Regions from separate parts of the Homo sapiens genome. Here all the other regions are linked to region 3. A link is an interaction called in ENCODE POLR2A ChIA-PET data of the cell type or tissue named here. Cell type or tissue: GM12878. All regions are shown on one strand. Links, peaks and the distances in the headings refer to the core of each region. The heading gives the core; the rest is flanking DNA.

Region 1 (6,628 bases), core at 473-5,472, 59 kb before region 3:
AATGCACAAATGCTTTATATATCTCTTCTGCTTTACAGGGCAAAAGATCAGACTCTGTTTTCTTATAGTCTTCACAAGCCAGCCAGAACTCAATATTCTCCTCACTGAATTCAGACTTTAGGAAACTTCCAAAGACATTTTGACCAGCTAAAAAGAAACGAGGGGTGGGTGGGGAGATAATTAAATTAAATGAACCAACAAATGAATAATTTGAAGAAGAAATTTGTAAGAAAAATACAATTGCTTCCTATTCATACAAAGGTAAGAGACAGCTACTGCTGAAATAGCTGTGTTATAGATTGTAGAGATGAGAAGTCATTTGAAATTTCTTCATTCATAGAAGAGGAATCTGGGGCCAGACAAACTCATTCATAGTCACATTGCTACTTGATGGTGGCTACCAAACTGTTTTGCTTCTATCCGCGGTTTGAATTGAAATTCTGCTCCACTGAATATAAAACCATCTTTTATATATGCCAAATCTTAGCCAGAGTAGAGAGTATTTTAGGAAAGCAAACACTGACAAAAGGCATTAACATCACAATAATTAGTAAATATAATTTCCCCATCTAATTTATATTAGCCAGAAAATGTTAGGCCTATATATGATCTGTAGGCCTGATGTACTAATTATGTTTGCTAGCATTCACTGAGACTTTTATATGGCACCATTTATGGTCCATATCTATACCATTTATTTGTTTAGCTGAATTATAAACAAAGTCAGCTGAGCTAGAGTGAACAATGTGATTCCCAAGTAAAGCTCCTTAGGGTGTCTGTGGGGAGAAAAGAATAATCTCACTCTTTAGAGATAGAGACCACACTGCTCATCTACACCTCTGAAAAAGGTCCTAATCTCAGTAGAATTGTAATGCCCAAGACAAGGGGATGGCAAGCTGATTTCATTCTTTACCTTCTCTCATCAGAAAATCTCCACAAGACTATATGTGCTTAAAAATCCTTCTATCATATTTATGTCATAAAAACTATCATGTTATAATAATGCAATTATTTATGTTATGTATCTCAACCACCTTCAAGGCAGTAAGAGACTGTCTTTGATTTTGAATCCTTGGTACCTCTACAATGTCCTCTACATAAGGGTGAGATGAATGATGAATGTATGAAAGATAATTTAATTAATTGAATGAATGAATCATACTTGTTACATCCAAGTGTAGAAAAATACATTCTTTAGGCAGATTTCAAAATGGCAATGTACATATTAAAATATTTGGCTTACTTTTAAAATTTTTACATATCAGAATCCCAGCACAATGTTTAATTTTATCTCCATAATGATCTATGAAAATACCTAATTGTCTTGGCAAATTTGTCTAAAAGGAGTTGGCAGAATTGAGTGCTAAGTCAGCATTATTAAGAGGCATACTATGCTGAAGTTATCAGTAACTACAGACAAACTAGAATACAACCTTTTGCATACTATCCTACCCAGAATACTATATTTAGTGAAGCCATTCAATTTTTTAGAGTATTTAGCTGAACCCAGAAACATTCAATAGTTATACTTACTTTGGTTGGCAAGAAGTTTTTCCAGAGATTGAGACCATTGCATTACTTCAGCAGCAGAAAGTCTGCAGGGGACAAAATGTACATACATTAGTCAATTTTTAAAATGTAAGCACAAATGAAATAAGAATGGCTGTTACACTTTGATAACTTCACAAACTGAAACTGTAGTTCTAATAAATATGTTAAAATTTATTCACAAAATGCAAAACTTCCCTTAGAGTTACTATAGTTATGAAAAAAAAAACCTGCCAATAAAATTTGAAAAAATCCAAATAGATAAAGTCCAATATGTGTGTGTACACATTTGTATTCAATTTACATTGGTACTGATAGTCTAATTTTATTTGGCATGTTACTTAAAAGAAATGAAGTCTACTGTGCGCAGTATTTATCCCTTGCTGGGATATAGAGATAATGCATAGGCTTCTCTTGTAAATGATAATGATAGTTTAGTGTATTAGTGTACTTACACATCCTTGGACTTGGAAGATTTCATTCCAGATTCCAGATGTGGGATCATAGATCTCAGGTATGCTTTCATATCCATTCCACTACAAAAGACATAAAAGTGAATATTCATATTTCTTCAGAATTCATTTTATTTGTAAAAAGACATAGAATAAATTTCTCTAAGGAATAAGGCAATACTAAAAATGGTTGATACAACATTTTGCTATAGAACCCATTTTTATGAGCCTGTGTAGAGAAAAACTCCTACCCAATTTAATGCCATATCAAGATTTATTTTTTAATGCAGCTGAATATTACTTATTACTCACAACAGGCAATTAACTCCTCTGATCTGGCTAAACTAAATGCTCACACTCTCTTCCATTCATTCTCAATCCTTCTGCCATTAAAGATAACTTGTTAAAATTCACAAAGTGAGACTCTGAACAAACTTACAAAGTCTTTGGCCTCCTTTTTTGCATTTTGTCGTCTAGAAGTGAATGAGTGGTTCCTTTCAATTCCTTTGGGTTAGCAGAGAAGAACATTCCTGGCATTTTGTCTAACTTTGGAGTGGAGATGGCTGCTGCGCGCATGGTGCTCTTAGCAAATATGCGCTAGTCAACGTCTCTGCTGCTTTATATAGTAGAATGCAGACAGGCACTTGCTGTTTAAAGGAGTCTGTTTATCAAGTGATGTTACCACAGACACTGGAAGTTCCCCTTTTCTTGGTGTGCTGTGACGTGTATCTTGAAAAAAAAAAAGCATACAGTGGTGTCTTGTGGTTGAAACTTAACCAAACGAGAACAGGTCACTTGATTAGAAAGAAAGAAAATTAAACATACAGAGGTACACACACATATGTCACATGTCTAAAGCATTAACAGCATCAGTCTTTGGTTCTGGAGGATGTTTGTTTATTTTAAAAAAGTTGCATGTTTCAATAAACTGTTTCATTTGGCGTATTAATTTATCATATAGAAACTCACATAGAAATTCATCACATAGAGTTGTATCTTACTCCATGCTTTGGATAGTCCTTGACTATAAAATTCATCTGATCAAAATATTTTAAGAGTTCTCTTCTTTTCTGCAGGAAGCAGGGCAAAGTAAACAAATAATTTTTGTTTAATTATTTTGCACATATCTGATAGGAGGGAAAGTTATAAGAGGCTATCTTCACATTTTCCCACTCCAATTCTCATCCCTTATTTCCATGGCAGGAAATTTCCATGTTAATATTTTCCAAGGTGTGTGCTAGACATCGACTGGCAATACATAGGATGATTTTAAGGGGTGCATGGTTTTTAATATTATTTTCATATTTATTAAGAATATAACTAGTATATCAAACTTTGATTTTTGCATATTTTGCATATTAGGAAAAAATAAAGTTTAATTAAAACCAATCATAAATAAATAAATGTTTAATTGTATACAAATATGACATAATTTGTAAACATACTGATACCAAGGTCACAGTATCAGAGGAAAAACTGCTCAAGGTAAAATAAAAGTCTATTTGGATAGACCAATAATGTGTACTTCTTAGGTAATGATCTTTCACATTTTGGCAGTATCTCTGGAGAGATAACAGTTTTAGCTTTAATTGAGATTAAAGTTTAAAACACAAACAAAACTCAAGGAACTAGATGACTAATCATTTATAAGGATAGAGAAGTTAGTAAAATATAAGCTTTCAAAAGTTTATATAACAAGTGTGGCTTATTTATAGAGTACCCAGTTTAACTTAAGCCTCCTTGGATTTTACCCCTGGAAGGACAATACTTTCCTTTAAAAGGACAAAAAAGCATTTACTTAGTGAAGCTTCTGATGGTATTAGGTAAAGCTGATAAAAGGGAGGGGAGTATTAATTTTTCTGTTCTGGTTCTATCGTCAGGATAAAGAATATTTGAAGAAAACACATTTACAATATTATAAAATTCACTTATACACAGTCATTAATTTCATTATAATGAGCTCATTATATTGTATGTAACAAGCATCATTTTATGTTGGGAAGATAACATAAGGCATTAAGAAAGATAACTGGTGAGATGAGCTGGCCACTTTGGAAGTGACCCTAATGAGACCGATGAAACTCAAAGACAGATGACATAAAGGCATTTGGTTGTATACTTCCTGTGGTTCAGTCCATACTTAATTTCCTGTTAAAATCTTCAACATTGCTCATGTTTGTTGATCTAGTATCCTCTCACTCCTCTAAATAATTGTGAGTAAGTTATGTTAGAGTAAAATGATTTAAAAATTATTTTTAACAGCCCACTAGTATTATCATCCAAATATACTGACAGTTTCCAAAGAACAAGAGCAGCAGCAAAAATTATGGGGCCAAGTAAGTTTGGGAAATGTTGGACTCCTAACTTGTTAAAGAACTAAACCCTCTTTAGATAGGGAAAATAGTTTTTTGAAATAATGTGTTTTTTTGACACTATGTTAAGAAACTCTGGTCTGAGATCAAAATAAGTTTTTGCCTGTAGTGTATTTAGGAACTGCTCTGATGCTCCCAACATTTTGCTACCCCTATCCCAATATACATTTTGAAGCGCAAGCATTTACAACTGCATGCTTCCACACTTGAATAGAAATATAAACTCTTGAAAGAGGGAGTCCTTTCAAAATTCCTGTATCACAATTGGCTGATGAGGTCACCTTAGTCATGCAATAAAGCAGCTGCTCTCTCAGAGGCTGTTTGCTCATCCACCCAAAGTCTGTGTGTTCCAGAACAAGGCAAATTTGGTCAAGTTGTATCAGCAAGTGTGACAAGTGCATGGCAGGGCATTGAAAGTTCCCTATTAATTTTAAAGAGAGTGCCACTATCTGGCCCCTCTTTGTAAACTTCACTAAGAAAAGATAAACTGTCAAATTGTAACTTTATTGAATCAATGACTTTGGTTGAAATAGTAGAGGATTTCAAAAACGTCAGTAGAAGAAACAGTGGGTCTCACGATCTGGGTTTCAGTTTTCCCTCTTTGAAACTGTGCTAAAACATCTAGGTTTGAGTTTCTAGGAAAAGGAATACTTCATGTAGTCTTAGTGTTATCTTTTTTTTTAAAGAAAAATTAATGGACTTCATTTTTAGGGAAGTTTTAGGTTTACAGTAAAATTGAGTGGAAAGTACAGAGTTCCCACAACTCCCCACCTTTCACCTTGCCTCCAGCTCCACCTCCAGCACCATACCTCGTTAGTGTGAAATATTTGTTATAATTGATGAACCTACAGTGACACAGCATTATCATCTAAAATCTATAGTTTACATTAGAGTTCACTCTTGGTGCTGTACATTCCATGAGTTTGACAAATGTATCATGATATGTATCCATCATTATAGTACCATACAGAATACTTTTCCTTCCCTAAAAATCCCAGTGTTATATTTTAAAATACCTAGGAGATTGGTTCAGTAAGACATTTCAGATTATGGCTGTTGATATTGATAGGAAAAATAAGGAAAATTTTAATCTTTGCTGAACTGATTTGAATGGAAACATTTGGTTTCAATTACTCCAATTACTGGAATACTAATAGGGAGTGCTTTCCTTAAACCTGATGTTGTTTGAACTTTTAAAATGTTGCTAAAATCTTATTGTGGATATTAGAATTGTGAGACAAGGGGTAATGATGAGTATAATATTCTATTTTAAAATAAAAATGTATCCATACTGGAAAAGTCAGTGACGTGGAAAGATAGCTTGATCCATTGAAACAAAATGTTTCGATTCAACAAAGTTTAATTGCATCCCTACAGTGTATCACACATAAAGCACTGCAGATACAAAGATGAATGAATCTCTGTCTTAAGGGGTTCACTGTGTAGTGGGGCTGACAGATGTTTGTGAGAGGTGCCATCAGAGAGGAATGTACAGAGAAAAGAACACAGAGGAGTAATTACCTCTGGAAGTATGAGAAAGGAAGCAAAGTACTGCTGTCTTTACTGTAAAATCAACATGTATCTATTCTTTGCTTGTTTCTGCATTTGTGTTTAGCATCCCTTGGAAAGTTCAAATGGCTGCAATGGAGAAACTGGTCTCTAGTAAGAGACCAGTTTTATGTTGAAGGATCATGGAAAAATGGATCCCATATGTACTCACAAAGCTTTGCAAACTTTCAAAAGTACTCTGAATGACTTAGTTGAATTAGCATAACCACTCAGAGCTTCCTTGGTCTTCAAGGTTTATAGATAAGGCTACTAAAAGTGTTTCAGCTAAATTTCATAGAGTTTATTTGAAAATTTGAAAAAGCTGCAACAAAAGTGAGTTTAGAAGGATTTTTCTCTGTATGTGTATAGAGGGTTGGTGAAAACTTTATATCGTGTGAATGAAAAGTTTAAACATTTTAGACTTGCTTATGATTTTGTTGTGAAGAAATATGATGGGTTTTAATAAGAGCAAATATATGCAACACACTAAACTTCAATGATCTCAGTAAGTGCAACTGAGCAAGATAAGAATCTAGTTTCTTTTTCTCACTCTGCTCCAATCTTTCAGTCAACACTGACTGCCTCCTTTCTATAATTTGAGAATTTACAAGAAAATAGTATGTGGGACCTTCAGTGAACTGAGCTTATGTGATTCAATAAGCCTCATTCACCCTAAATCTAATTTTACCAGTTAAGTTCTTGATAATA
Region 2 (6,628 bases), core at 865-5,864, 50 kb before region 3:
CACTGCTGTCTGCATCCTGGCAGCTCTGGCTCCAGACTCAGCTCAAAGGGTCTTAGATACAGCTAGGGCTGCTGCCTCAGAAGATACAAGCTATAAAACTTGGCAGCTTCCATGTGTGGTTAACCTTGTAGGCACAGAGAGTGCAAGAGTGAATGAGGCTTGGCAGCCTCCACCTAGATTTCAGAGGGTGTGCAAGAAAGCCTGGGTAGCCAGGCAGAAGCCTGCTTCAGGGGCAGAGTCCTCACAGAGAACCTCTACTAGGGCAATGTGGAGAGAAAATGTGGCTTTGGAGCCCCCACACAGAGTCCCCACTGGGGCACTGACGGGTGGAGCTGTGAGGAGGGACCCACCATCCTCCAGATCCCAGAATGGTAGAGCCACTGGCAGCTTGAACCCTGTGCCTGGAAAAACCACAGGCTCTCAGTTCCAACCTGTGAGAGCAGCTACTTGGGCTGCACCCTAAACATCCACAGGGCATTGGGAGTCTACCCCTTGCTCCATTGTGCCTTCCATGTGGGACATGGAGTCAAAGGATATAATTTTGGAGCTTTAAGATTTAAAGACTGCCCTGCTGGGTTCTGGACTTTCATGGAGCATGTAGCCCCCTTTTTCGGCTGATTTTTCCCTTTTGGAGTGAGAATGTTTACCTAATGCTTGTACCCCCATTGTGTCTTAGAAGTAAGTAACTTGTTTTTTATTTTATAGGCTCATAAGGGGAAGGGACTTGCCTTGTCTCGGATGAGACTTTGGACTTTGAATTTCTGAGTTAATGCTGAAATGTCTTAAGACTTTGGGGGACTGTTGGGAAGGGACACTTGTATTTTGCAGTGTGAGAAGAAACTGAGGCTTGAGGGCAAGGGGCAGAATTGATATAGTTTGGATATGTGTCCCCTCTAAATCTCTTGTTGTATTGTAATCTCCAGTGTTGGAGGTGGGACCTGGTAGGAGGTGATTGGCTCATGGGGGAGGATCTTCATGATGGTGAGTGAGTTCTCTCAAGATCTGGTTGTTTAAAAGAGTGTGGCACCTCCCTCCCCACAACCCTCTCTCTCTTGCTCCTGCTGGCACCATGTGAGACACTTGCTCCCCTGTCACCTCCTGCCATGATTGGAAGCTTCCTGAGACCTATCCAGAAGCAGATGCCAGTGCTATGCTTCCTGTATAGCCTGCAGAACCATGAGCCAATTAAATTTCTTTTTTAAAAAAATAAATTACTTAGTACCAGGTATTTCTTTATAGCAATGCAAGAATGGCCTAATACAGAGGTATGTTTTAAATATTAGAGAGCAACTTCAATAAATGACTGTTAACTTTCCAAGTTTCTAATAACACTATTCCAGTGATTTCATTTGCTTTTGTTCTTACTAAACATCGAGGTGGCTAACAATAGAGACTTATTTGCTTTGCTTTTCCTCATTAATTATATAATTTTCTTAGAAAAATCTCTCAAGATTTCCTGACATGTTCTGTTCTTTCCAAAACCATGCCAGTTATTGCTGACAAACACATTAACTCCACTTTCTTCATGTCCTTTCTAATGCTTTGCTTTTATGTCTATTTACATATATCTATATATATAAAGTGTATACATTTATATAATATGTGTATATAATATATATACCTATATATTTTATTATTATTATTTTACTAAATATTGGTGTCAGACTTACCGGACATTTGTTTGTAGTAATAATCTTCCTACTTGAGAAAGTAGCTCTAAGTCAACAGATAGTGTCCATGCTTAGCAGTATACTACTATTATTGTGAGTACAAGTGGTCTGTGGTGTTCCACTGTTTTCTGTGTCTGTTCTGTTTTTTTTTTTTTTATTAAGCCTTGTCTGCCATCTTATTTGTATTCTATTTTAAAAAATAAATGAAAGGCTTTGATTCTGTTGAATCCCAGTGACATGTTCATCTTGCTGCTTTGAAATCTCACATTTCAAAAGACTGTGAGCCAATTCTCACAGCTATACCTTTTCCTGCTGTGTGAGTTTGATCAAATCAGCTAACTTCTTTTCAGTTTTCTTTGTGTAGAAGTCAAAGGCGATCATCAGCAACTTGCAGCTATGGTAGTGGCATGGGAAGATCTCCTTTTGAAATTCTATACCAATCAAAACTAGCCCCAGAGAAATTAAGATTTAGACAGAATTTGCCATAGCTAGGATGTTTTCCATTTTTCTTATGATGTTAGAGTTCTTTGCCTAGACTTCTTCCTAAAATTTAGTAAATTTGGCAATCCACCTGTTCCAAATGCAGGGCTACTCTTACCACTGCAACTCTGCATTCACTGGGCCAGTCTTCCAGATTGCTTCTTTCCCTATCAATATTTACTTGTCTTGGATTTCCTTTTTTATTTAGTTAGTTGATTTCTGTAAATTAATATGTTAATCAAATGTATAAATGTATGTTCAGATGTTAATGTCACAGACTATTCCTTCCAACTTCAATTTAATTTTCCTGCTTTTTCTTAGGTACTTATAGCTGGATATTGATCCCTCCCAACTGCAGATCTTATCCAGCTCCCTCCTGTTGTGGAGGAATATTGAGTTGTCTGTTGTTTTAGATAGGATTTCCATAGCTGCAAGTGTCAGCAGCCCCACATTGACTGTTAATTAGCTTAGGTAAATAGGAAGATAACTGGAATACCCTTGGGTACCTTAAGTAATAAAAGGAAATGTTGAACAACTAACCCCTCAAAGATCAGCTAAGACTGAACTAGGGGGTAGGGGACTTAGAATGCTTGTAAATTGTGAATTTGCTATAGACCAGAGTCAGCTACAAATTGGGGAAACATGACTGTCAGCAACTTGTGAAGCTTATATTTTGCACTTCTAAAGGCAGCAGAATCCTGAAGTGTAAACAATCTCTTCTTACCCATGTTTTTTCCTCCTGTGTGTTTTGTCTTGCCTATTTTTTTTATTGTGTTATGAAAACAGAAAACCAGGGCAATATATTTGGTAGGAACTCAAAGACAGAACAAACTCATAATCTTGTTTTATGTTTTGTTTCAGATGCTATGGAAGATCAGAAAATATAAATTTATGAACTGCTATAAACTGTTATTTTCTTCGTGAAGATCAGGTAACTTTTGTCTTCTCTTTGTAGTCACTGCAACGTTTTAAGTTCTATTTCATCTGAAGTTGATGTTTTATTTGTGACTTTGTGGCTTATCCCCATATTGGTTCTCTTAAGACCAGGCTCTTAGTTGCAACAGGAAGATCTTAACATACCAAAAACAGTGTATAGAAATATTAAGAGGCCTATTTTGTGTGGGAGTTTGTTCCATTTTTCTAGCCTGGGGTTTCTTTTCTCACATTTTGCTTAGGCAAGGTTGAGGCATCTCTGTTGCCCCATGTGAAAGAGTGAGCAATACAGACAAAGTGTGGCAATTAGTAATGCTTGCACTAAATGAGGGCAGGAGGTTGATATGTGCACGAAAGTGGGGAAGTGAGGCCAGAATGGGATAAGGATTGGAAATGTCATGGTGGGGCTGAGAACGTCCGGACAATCTCTGAAACTGATCTGTCCCTCTCCTGACTTCATTGTTCACTGTAGAACAACTGTTGATTGATTCTCAACAAGACTGAAACCACTGCAGAATACAGCACTTGTATCAGGAATTATGTGACCCTCTTCAATCCTGGAAATCACATTCTTTAACCTTGTAGATGGTCACATTTCATAATTTATCTTTCCTATTTTTAGATGAATCATTATACACCATTCATGGAAAATTAAAAGCTGCTGAGAAGACCTAAAAATTATCAGTCCATTAGGATTTTCCCCCTTTATACAGAATTTCCCCGATTTGGGGCAGTTTCCAAGACAGTAGAATAATACCATAGAAAATGTCACAATTTCACTTCTCTTTTATGAGAAAATTTGTGTGTTTTACACAAAAGATCACTTCGGAAGTAATCATGAAATAGATTTGAAACATTGAGGCTTTCTCTCTCTTTGTCTCTCTCTCTGCCTCTTTCTCTCTCTCTTCTTTCTGGCAGAAACCATACCCAACTTTCAAATCAAATATCAGTTGGTCTAGAGAAGGAAGGCCTGGGAAGCTGTGGATAGCTCTAAAACCATTTGATTGCACAACTGCTATGAGATGAGGGTATGACAAAGGTGTTTGTAATCTCATAGAAAGTTGAATAAAAGTACCTATGATTACATCAAATTAAAGTCTATTTTAGCCATGCCTAATCCAATATAACACTTGATATTAACCAATGGTTAACCAATAATTAACCAATGATTAAAACTATGCCCAGCACTATGTAGTAAGAAGGACATTATCCAGGCTTTTTTCTTTCTCAGAAACACTGTTCAGTCTCCTCTTTCTACTTCTTTAATATGCCTTTTCTGCCAAAACCCTTGTATTTTTGTACCTGAACTATTTTTCTTCTTTCCCCTTCCTTCCTTCCCTCCCCCCACCCTTCCTTCCTTCCTTCCTCCCTCTCCACCTCCTCTTTCTTCCTTCCTTCTGCCGCTCTCCCTCCCTCTCTTTCTTTCCTTTCCTAGACAATTTCACTGTGAAACCTTTACCTTTGTTAACAGTTTACCTTTGTGAAATTAGAAGAAAAAAATAGATCACCTCAATGAGTAGTTAAACTCTTGGGGCTTTTGAGGACTGTCTCCCATGGTCAAGTACAATCTATAGTCTTTCAGTCATGATCTACAAACAAAGCAAAATTTTTCTGAACAAATGTTTCACATTATTTTAACAGATCAGAATGAGGAATGACTTTGTTGAGACGTATTTAAGGGAAATTGAAACTAAGGTTAGTTTTTATATGCTAGGAGTTAGAGTTCAGTAGGAAAAAAACTAAGGTGTTTTCAAAACATTTTTAAAGTATATTTTTGAGCAGGGGTCATTTTTGGATATAAATTCAATACCCCAACAGGAGAGGCCTCTCCAAACCGGTTCCAGATGCTAATATCATTGTCTCTTTATTAAGTTAATAGACTATGAAAAAAAATACCTATTTTTAAACATGTGTTTTTGGAAGACCTCTCAATTTTACCCAAAGTAAAAAATCAAAATTCCTATAATGGTCTGTGGGGCCTGACATTATTTAATTCCTGACTCCTCTGGCCTAAACATCATTTACTCTTCTCTCCCCTCATTCACCTCCAGCCTCACTGGCCCCCTGGCTGCTTCTCAACCTGTCAGGCTCATTCTTGCCTTTGGGCTCTTGCACTGGCTATTCCTTTTGCCTGGAATATCCCCAGATATCTACTTGGCCAGTTCCTTCACTTCCTTCACGTTTTTGGTCAGATGCTGTCTTGTCAATGAGGCCTTCTGCAACCACTGTAATTAGAATTGCAATTGGCCCTCTCCTTATCCTGTTACCATCTATCTTCATCTGCTTTCCCCCTCATTCTACTTAATAACTTCTAACCCACTATTTAATTCAATATATTATGTTTATGTTAGTTTTCTGCCTCTTCCCCATTACAATGAAGAATCTATGAGGACAAGGATCTTTCTCTGTTTTGCTCAAATGTCTGAAATAGTACCTGGCCCATAGAAGGTACTAAAAAATCTTGTTGAATAAAGGGGTTAAGGGCTGGGGCTTACATTAATTTGTTCAATGGTTTAACAAACATTTAGTAAATGCTTATTTTCTGCTAGTCACTCTGCTAGATAAAAGAATCCAGAGGTGAGTCTTATTTTGGAGAGAGAAAAATGAATGGAAAAAAACCAAAACAACAACAACAAAAGACATGTATTATGTACAATTCTGGGCATTCTGGGAGGACATAAGGTGGTGCGTAACCCAGTATAGGCAGGGTCATAAAGGATTCATTAATTTTATTTACTCAACAAATAATACTTCCTGTGTGCTAATTATGCTTCCAGGCACTTTAAAAGAGGGCAGGTCCAACCAGCTTGTGTTCTTTGCCCTTTGCCCTTTCCCCTACATCCCTCTGTCTGAGCAGCCATCTCACCTACCATGTGGTTTCAAAAGGGCAAATGCCAGAGGCCAAGGGTAGCCGAACAGAAATATAGAAAGATTTGAGTTCCTGATGAAATCATGAAGCCATAGTTCCAGCTTGATTGGCCGATCTCCAGATTTCTTGTACGTGAGAAAAGAAAGGATCAAACTTTTACCACTATGACTTGACTTACCATCTTTGAGATGTATTGTTTGGCACCCAGCAATAAAAGGGAAGGAAATCAGCATACCTTAAATTATCTCCACTCTTCTCTGTCCAGTTTTAGTTAGTTGGAGCATCATTTCTATATGATTAGAATATGAAGGGTTGAGGCAATGAAAAGCCTGCCCAGGTTTTTTTCTAATTGCTTCCTCCAGCAACTGTGCATGTAGGCTTCTTTCCACAAAGTCAGCAAGGGGCAGCCGAGTGGAGTGACGGAGATTTCATTCAGCTTTTTAAGGCAAGGCCTCTACCCTCCTGTGCAGCAAAAGCACAAAGCAGTTATCCTACATAGAAAGCTCTCTGTGTGTTCGGAACTATTTTGTTTTATTTTATTTTTAGAGACAGGATCTGGCCCTGTCACTCAGGCTGGAGTGCACTGGCATGAACACAGCTGACTATAGCCTTCGACTGGGTTCAAGTGATCCTCCTGCCTCAGCCTTCTGAGTAGCTAGGATTACAGGCACATGCC
Region 3 (6,628 bases), core at 633-5,632:
GGACCTTAAGCTTGGATGATCCTATGGAATATAGTTGCACAAATATAAACTCTAGTGTGTGGCCTACTCTAGTTTCTGATAGGATATGCAGCAACCATTTCAGAGCTATTAAATAGATTGTATTAAACTAATTGTTAAAAGGGGAAGTTTGATTTGTCGTAATCATATTCAGGTTAAGAGGAGGGCTGGTCAACCAGATATCTGGGCTATTTATTTATGTGACCTTATAATATCTATATACTAAATCTATATAATCTATATAATAAATCTATATAATAAATTTATATACTATAATGAATATATCATATAAATATATAATATCTATATAATCAATGAAGTGCCAGGTCACTCAGTTCTCCAACTATACCTTTTTCAAACTTGGCAAAATGAATCTTGGTCTTACTCTAGCCAAAGGAAGCAATGCCCAAGGCTGAAAATACATACATAGTAAAATATATAAAATAAATACCTAATATAAACATGTAATGAAAAATGAAAAGTACATAATGAAATCAAATACATTCTCACTGACATTGACCCATCTTGGCTTAGTATTTGGGGAACATACATGGAAGCTCTATGGTGCATAAAGGCCACACCACTAACTTGAAACTAGTCAGCTGAGAGTCATTCTCAGCTTGTGAGGTGGTGGGTGGTTAAGTAAGTACACTGAAACTCTGAAAATGAATAATGCATGACATAGCACTATTTACTGAATATAAATATTATTTATATTCTCAAATCTATGACAAGTAGCCAAATGTTACAAGAAATCACAGAGGAAAATAGAAGGAAAATATGAATTTTGAAAAGTAGGAAACAACCTGAAAACCAGAAAATTCCAAAAGAGTGAAAATGCTATATACTATTCATGCTAGGGATCGTACACTTGGAAATCCATATGTTCATATATTCATATTGATAGAATTTTATAATTGATTCTGAAAAAACGACAAAGCCTTTGAAAATTCAAGCAAAAACTTCTACGCAAGGCTAAGTCAACACAATAAATCTGTTTTTAATATAAAGTGGAATATAATCTACACTAATAGAAAGTTAGTTTCTCCCAGGCTGGACGTGGTGGCTCACGCCTGTAATCTCAGAACTTTGGGGGGCCGAGGCAGGCAGATCACAAGGTCAAGAGTTCAAGACCAGCCTGGCCAATATGGTGAAACTCTGTCTCTACTAAAAATACAAAAATTAGCTGGGCGTGGTGGCACGCACCTGTAGTCCCAGCTACTAGGGAGGCTGAGGCAGAAGAATCACTTGAACCTGGGAGGCAGAGGTTGCAGTGAGCTGAGATTGCTCCACTGCACTCCAGCCTGGGTGACAGAGCGACACTCTGTCTCCAAAAATAAAATAAAATAAAATAAAATAAAATAAAATAAAATAAAATAAAATAAAATAAAGCTAGTTTCTTCTAATCCTTCTAAAGAAATATTGAACATTCTATTTAAAGAATATATATATTTGAAGAAATGTCAAGTTGTTAGCCTGATGAAGTTCTTACATCTCTCTCAACATACCTAGTTCTAACTATGACTCCTTGCCTTTTTCCTTCATGCAGCCTCCAGGTTCATCACATGACTCAGCTAAGAGAAAATATCCAGTGGCTCATCGTTACCTGTGGGAGGAGGTCTGAACTCCATGGCTTTGCATTCATGTTCTTGTTTGTCTCACTTCAACCTTCATTCCCTCCAAGTCCTCGTTGTCCTCCCAGGGTTCCTCTGCTACAGCCGGGGGAGTCTGATCCCTGCTTCCTAAATTTCTCTGAAGCTTATCTACACCTATGTTTTTGCTCCACTCTTCTTTCTCCTTTATACACCAATTATTCTCCTGTTTTATCCAAATTATTCCCTTCTGCAAGACTCACATCAAGTACGATTTCTTTCTAGATGGCTCTAACTCAGTTATTGTTATCTAATTGCACACATATCTCTGATTATTGGCATTAGTCATTTGGAAATTTATTGTATGCTGCTTTGTTTTATTATTTCTCTTTTTCACCTGCCTTGTGCTTACTTCCCCAATTGGACTACAGATTCTTTAAGGATTAGAAGGCTAATATACCTACTTTTTGTCTCTATAGCATCTAAAACAGTAATCTGCAGATATTAGGTATTCAGAATATAATTCAATCTAGAATCATTTGGGAAGTTTAATTTTTAAAGAACTCTGAATCATTTTTCTCAAAACTGTCATATAATGCTAAATTTTCATTTCAGGTTCTGAGAGATTCTTTTCTTTTAAGCCCAGCATTTATGACTTTCAAATTTTAATAAATAGAACGCCCAAAGTTAGTCAACAGAAACGTCCTAAGTTAACGTGGGTGACCTAAGTTCCTTTGCTGTATTTTGTACACGTTTTATATATTGCATCAAGAAAAGCAAATGATTGCTGAAATGAGTAATAAGGAGCTTCACTGGCTAGTCAATCTTATTCCGGAAGCAAAAACTTCCACGCAAGGCTCATTTACATGTGCACACTGCAAAAGGAAGTTTTGGGCAAAATGTCTGCAGACTCTGTTCAACATGCGTGTCCCACTTAACCACATGATCCTTATAAAACCACCTATATCCGTTCTCATACACAGTGTCTAGCCGTTGTGTTAATCACTACTGACAGCTGCACTTTTTTTTTTTTAAGCTTCTGAGCTCTTTTGTGGCAATGTGGCGGGTTGTAAGTAAAGCAAATGCCACTTTAAAGCTAATCATGCTCGGTATAACTTTTACATACCATCATAAAGAGTTATTTGCTTACATATTCAGCTCTTGCTCTACACTAGGAGTTCTTCGAAGGCAGGGACTATTTGTTATTTATTTCTTCATCATCTCCAGCACAGGGCCTGACAGGTGCTTAGTGACTGTTTATTGAATGAGTGTTTGCAGAAAAAATAAATCAAGAGATGGAGAAATAAAGAAATCTGAGAGGTGGAGAAATTAATAGTAGTCCCACAACCAATGAATTAATTGATAAATGTTTACTAATCTCCTACTTTTGAGCCCTGAACTTCAAAGAGAGTGAAGGGAAATATGATAGAACAGACTCATTCAGGATCACTTTTTACTCAATTTAAAATGCAGGCAAGTGAAAACAGAAACTGGGAGGAAAAAGAGTTCTCCTCTATTCTCCCCTAATTCCTTTATTGAGAGGAGAACTTGCATGGATGTTCTTGGATTATCCAAAGCTTGTTTCCTCCATTCTAGACATTATCATGAAAGGCACGAACTGGTGGTTTATTTTGCCTTCTTAATGTTAAAAAAAATAGAAAATTTTACACTGATACTCAGATTTACACTGATACTCTGTTCTTGAAAAATATCTAGCAACCGTAGGTCAAAATTTCTGCATAGCAATAATTTTTTGAAACTAAACAGTGGCTGCAACCTTTAAACAGGGTACATGGGTAGTATCTCCAGGTTGCCATTGTGTCCATTTTTGAGGCACATGGAACTTTACAAGCGCTATCTGTAGTAAAAACCTGGGTGCTGAAAAATTCTTGATTGAGTTTAGAATGGAAGGGATTCTGGAGGGTGGGTGAAACATGAACTAACTTAATTTAGCTATACACATTATCTAGATAGAGTGAAAAATACATTGAACTTGGGATCATTTTTTAGTATATTTGCCACTGCTTAGCTGTGTTTATATCTTTAAACACTTGGACCTTATTCTCTTCATTTTTTAAAAAAGGCCACTACAGCCGCTTTCAGCTTTACCATTTTCGATTTTATTTTTTAGTTACCTATCCAACATAAGTGGATTATAAGACAGGAGAGAAACCTATAGGGAAAAAGGAAGGAGAAGAAGAAGGAGCACGTAGAAGAAGTAAACTGATGTTAATTTAGTCCCTACTTCATAGCTACTCTTTTACATTGTCTCTTGTAACCATCACCAACCCATCATGAGATAGTTATTATCCCTGGTTTATAAATGAAAAACAAGGATTTGGAGTTTCAGAACACACTGTAGAGGCAGAATGTGTGTCCTGGCTTCTTTGGCCCTAAACAGCGGATACTTTCAACAGGACTTGTTGATTTTAGTGCCTTTCCTTTCATAGAAAATTAGATTCGTGGGCCAAGTATGGTGGCTCATACCCGTAATCCCAGCACTTTGGGAAGCTGAGGTAGGTGGATCGCTTGACCTTAGGAGTTTGAGACCAGCCTGCGCAGCATGGCAAAACCTTGTCTCTACAAAAAATGCAAAACTTAGCTGGGCATCGTGGTGCACAGGCCTGAAGTCCCAGCCACTAGGGAGACTGAGATGGGAGGATTGCTTGGGCCCAGGAGGTTGAGGCTGTAGTGAACCATGATTGCACCACTGCACTCCAGGCTGGGGGACAGAGCAAGACCCTGTCTTAAAAAAAAAAATTGGATTGGCTATACGATAGCTTCACGTCAACTCTGAATCATGGGGTTAGATTTAGAATGCTATAAAAAATTAAACAATATAATAAATATAAAGCATCTGGCATGAAACCAAGTATATAACGGATGCTTAATAAATATAAATCTTACTCCTTGTTGGTTGCCTTAGAAATCATTGCACTGGCCGGGTGCAGTGGTTCACGCCTGTAATCCCAGCACTTTGGGAGGTTGAAGCAGGTGGATCACCTGAGGTCAGGAGTTCGAGACCAGCCTGGCCAACATGGTGAAACCCCATCTCTACTAAAAATACAAAAATTAGCCAGGTGCAGTGGTGCACACCTGTAATCCCAGCTACTTGGGAGGCTGAGGTGGGAGAATCACTTGAACCTGGGAGGCAGAGGTTGCAGTGAGCTGAGATAGTGCCATGCACTCCAGCATGAGTGACAGAGTGAGACTCTGTCTCAAAAAAAAAATTGCATTTGTATATTTGATGAATTCATAACCTTAGACATTTAGTGGTTGAAAGAGTTAATAGCAATAAAATATGAACTATTTACAGTGGCAAATATATATCTATATCTAGTGGTATGTATCTGTCTATGTATGTACCTATAGATATATATATCTTTGAGTTTTAAGACTTGACCATAGCCTATTTAATTCAAATAATATAGGAGATATTTCACAATCACTGACTGGAATCTTCCTAGCATAGTATATGTATCAGCAGAAATCACTATAACAAAGAGAATCTAATGTAAATCTTGGCATACTGGTTACTAAATGTAGTTTTATAAAGGGCAATCTAATAAATGTCTTTGGTTTCCAAGGTGCTAACAACAGATTGGAATAATAAACCCTTCTGTTCTCGGAAACCAGAAATGTCTTTAGGAATCCTGGCAAAGGAAAAAAAAAATCTCTGTAATCTGATCAAGCCCAAACATTTGCAAAAGAAAATTAACTTACATAACACTGGCCCAGATCTTATTATTTAGAACCATTTTTGAGATCATGAGGCATATATTTTGCTTTACACTCATAAACATGTAGCCAAAGTGAATTAATTATGAATAATTTAAAAATGATCAAAGTTTGTTGGTTAATAATGATGAATCAACTTGAGTTGATGGTGGGTTCTGGGATGAAATGAAAGGGAAAGGACCAGGTAGAGATGAGGAGTACTTTGACTGATTTGATTACACACTCAATGGTGTGTAATCCTACTTCCATACTGAGAAGGCCTGTGCCGGCCCAAAGAGCCAAGCTTCCTGCCTACCAGTGGAAGTCAGGAAAGCAGTGGTATGCTGAAGAGCAGCCAACAGCTTACCTTATAGTACAAGCATCCTGTGTAGGGTAAATTAAAAAACAAGAGATGTCTTGTTTGTTTTTTTTTGTTTTGTTTTGTTTTTGCCTGGTTCTATTTTATTTTTGGTCCAAATCACACTAAGAAGGAGTCTTAAGATTTTGAAGGGATAAACATCAGGAAAATTGATTCTTTTCTGTAACTTTAAATTATTTAAAGTTAGACAGCATCTTTCTGACAATACTTTATTTATGTATCTGTATCAACGCTTAGGGAGAAATGAATGTGGTTTTATTTTTGTATTTCATTTAACTTGAAACTAAAATGAAGCTAGCTATTTTCTCCCTCCTGCCCTTCCTTCCTTCTTTCCTTCTTTCCTTCTTTCCTTCTTTCCTTCCTTCCTTCCTTCCTTCCTTCCTTCCTTCCTTCCTTCCTTCCTTCCTTCCCACTGAAGCCCCATCATTAATGCAAATCCACCCTCTCCTCTCCCCTACTTCTCTACATCCACACAGCTGTCTTTTCCCTGCTTTGAAAATATGTACATTAGCTGAACTAGAGAGCTAAGGTATTTCACTATTCAAAGAAGAGTATTTCTTACATATATCCATATCACAAGGCTTTTAAACTATTTTTGACTCCTATAATTTCTATAACTCTTTACAAGTCTGATGTAGACACCAATTGGAGAACTTGAGAATTAAGTTTAATGTAAAGGATATCAAAGAGATAAAAGATAATAGAATTTCAACAGTGAAGTGTCAGATTCATTCTTGTGTGACAGTGTGTGATTGCTGTCATTTCTGCCACCCACAAGTATTATAAGTGAGATAGAGAAAAAAGGGCAGTCCCTTCTCAAGTTTAGATAAGGAAGTTGATCCTGACCTAAGACAGCACATTGATGAATGCTGTTTACAGTGAATGCTAATGGCTTTTTGTGGACTAACCATTAGGAAGTACA

What was found. Peaks named below come from ENCODE experiments on the same cell type or tissue, not always from the same donor. Only the 100,000 strongest peaks of a DNase experiment are listed, where the experiment ranks them.
Region 1: POLR2A ChIA-PET joins it to region 3 with 11 read pairs; 9 of 35 experiments call an interaction of 5 or more read pairs at or near these places.
Region 2: POLR2A ChIA-PET joins it to region 3 with 11 read pairs; 9 of 35 experiments call an interaction of 5 or more read pairs at or near these places.

The regions. Positions count from the first base shown.
Region 1 is chr1:192,571,741-192,578,368 of GRCh38, reverse strand. RGS1 (regulator of G protein signaling 1) reads right to left here and starts at 2,596. Exons shown (of 5, transcript NM_002922.4): 1 at 2,440-2,596; 2 at 2,004-2,084; 3 at 1,534-1,595; 4 at 1-147. The coding sequence starts at 2,576. All of the region lies in intron 3 of LOC105371664 (a long non-coding RNA gene), which reads left to right. RefSeq lists an enhancer at 2,672-2,751. In GM12878, for the core only: no CTCF peak of the experiment used is centred there; a DNase peak (open chromatin) is centred at 2,588; H3K4me3 peaks cover 2,113 bases; H3K27ac peaks cover 2,330 bases.
Region 2 is chr1:192,563,600-192,570,227 of GRCh38, reverse strand. LOC105371664 (a long non-coding RNA gene) reads left to right here. Exons shown (of 5, transcript XR_002958418.2): 4 at 3,012-3,081. Among named protein-coding and RNA genes, the nearest start is that of RGS1, 8.9 kb to the left of the region's middle. In GM12878, for the core only: no CTCF peak of the experiment used is centred there; no DNase peak of the experiment used is centred there.
Region 3 is chr1:192,512,903-192,519,530 of GRCh38, reverse strand. It overlaps LOC105371664 (a long non-coding RNA gene), which reads left to right. Exons shown (of 5, transcript XR_002958418.2): 5 at 1,568-6,418. Among named protein-coding and RNA genes, the nearest start is that of RGS1, 60 kb to the left of the region's middle. RefSeq lists a silencer at 532-711 and enhancers at 2,594-2,713, 2,774-2,893. In GM12878, for the core only: no CTCF peak of the experiment used is centred there; a DNase peak (open chromatin) is centred at 2,510; H3K4me3 peaks cover 283 bases; H3K27ac peaks cover 1,368 bases.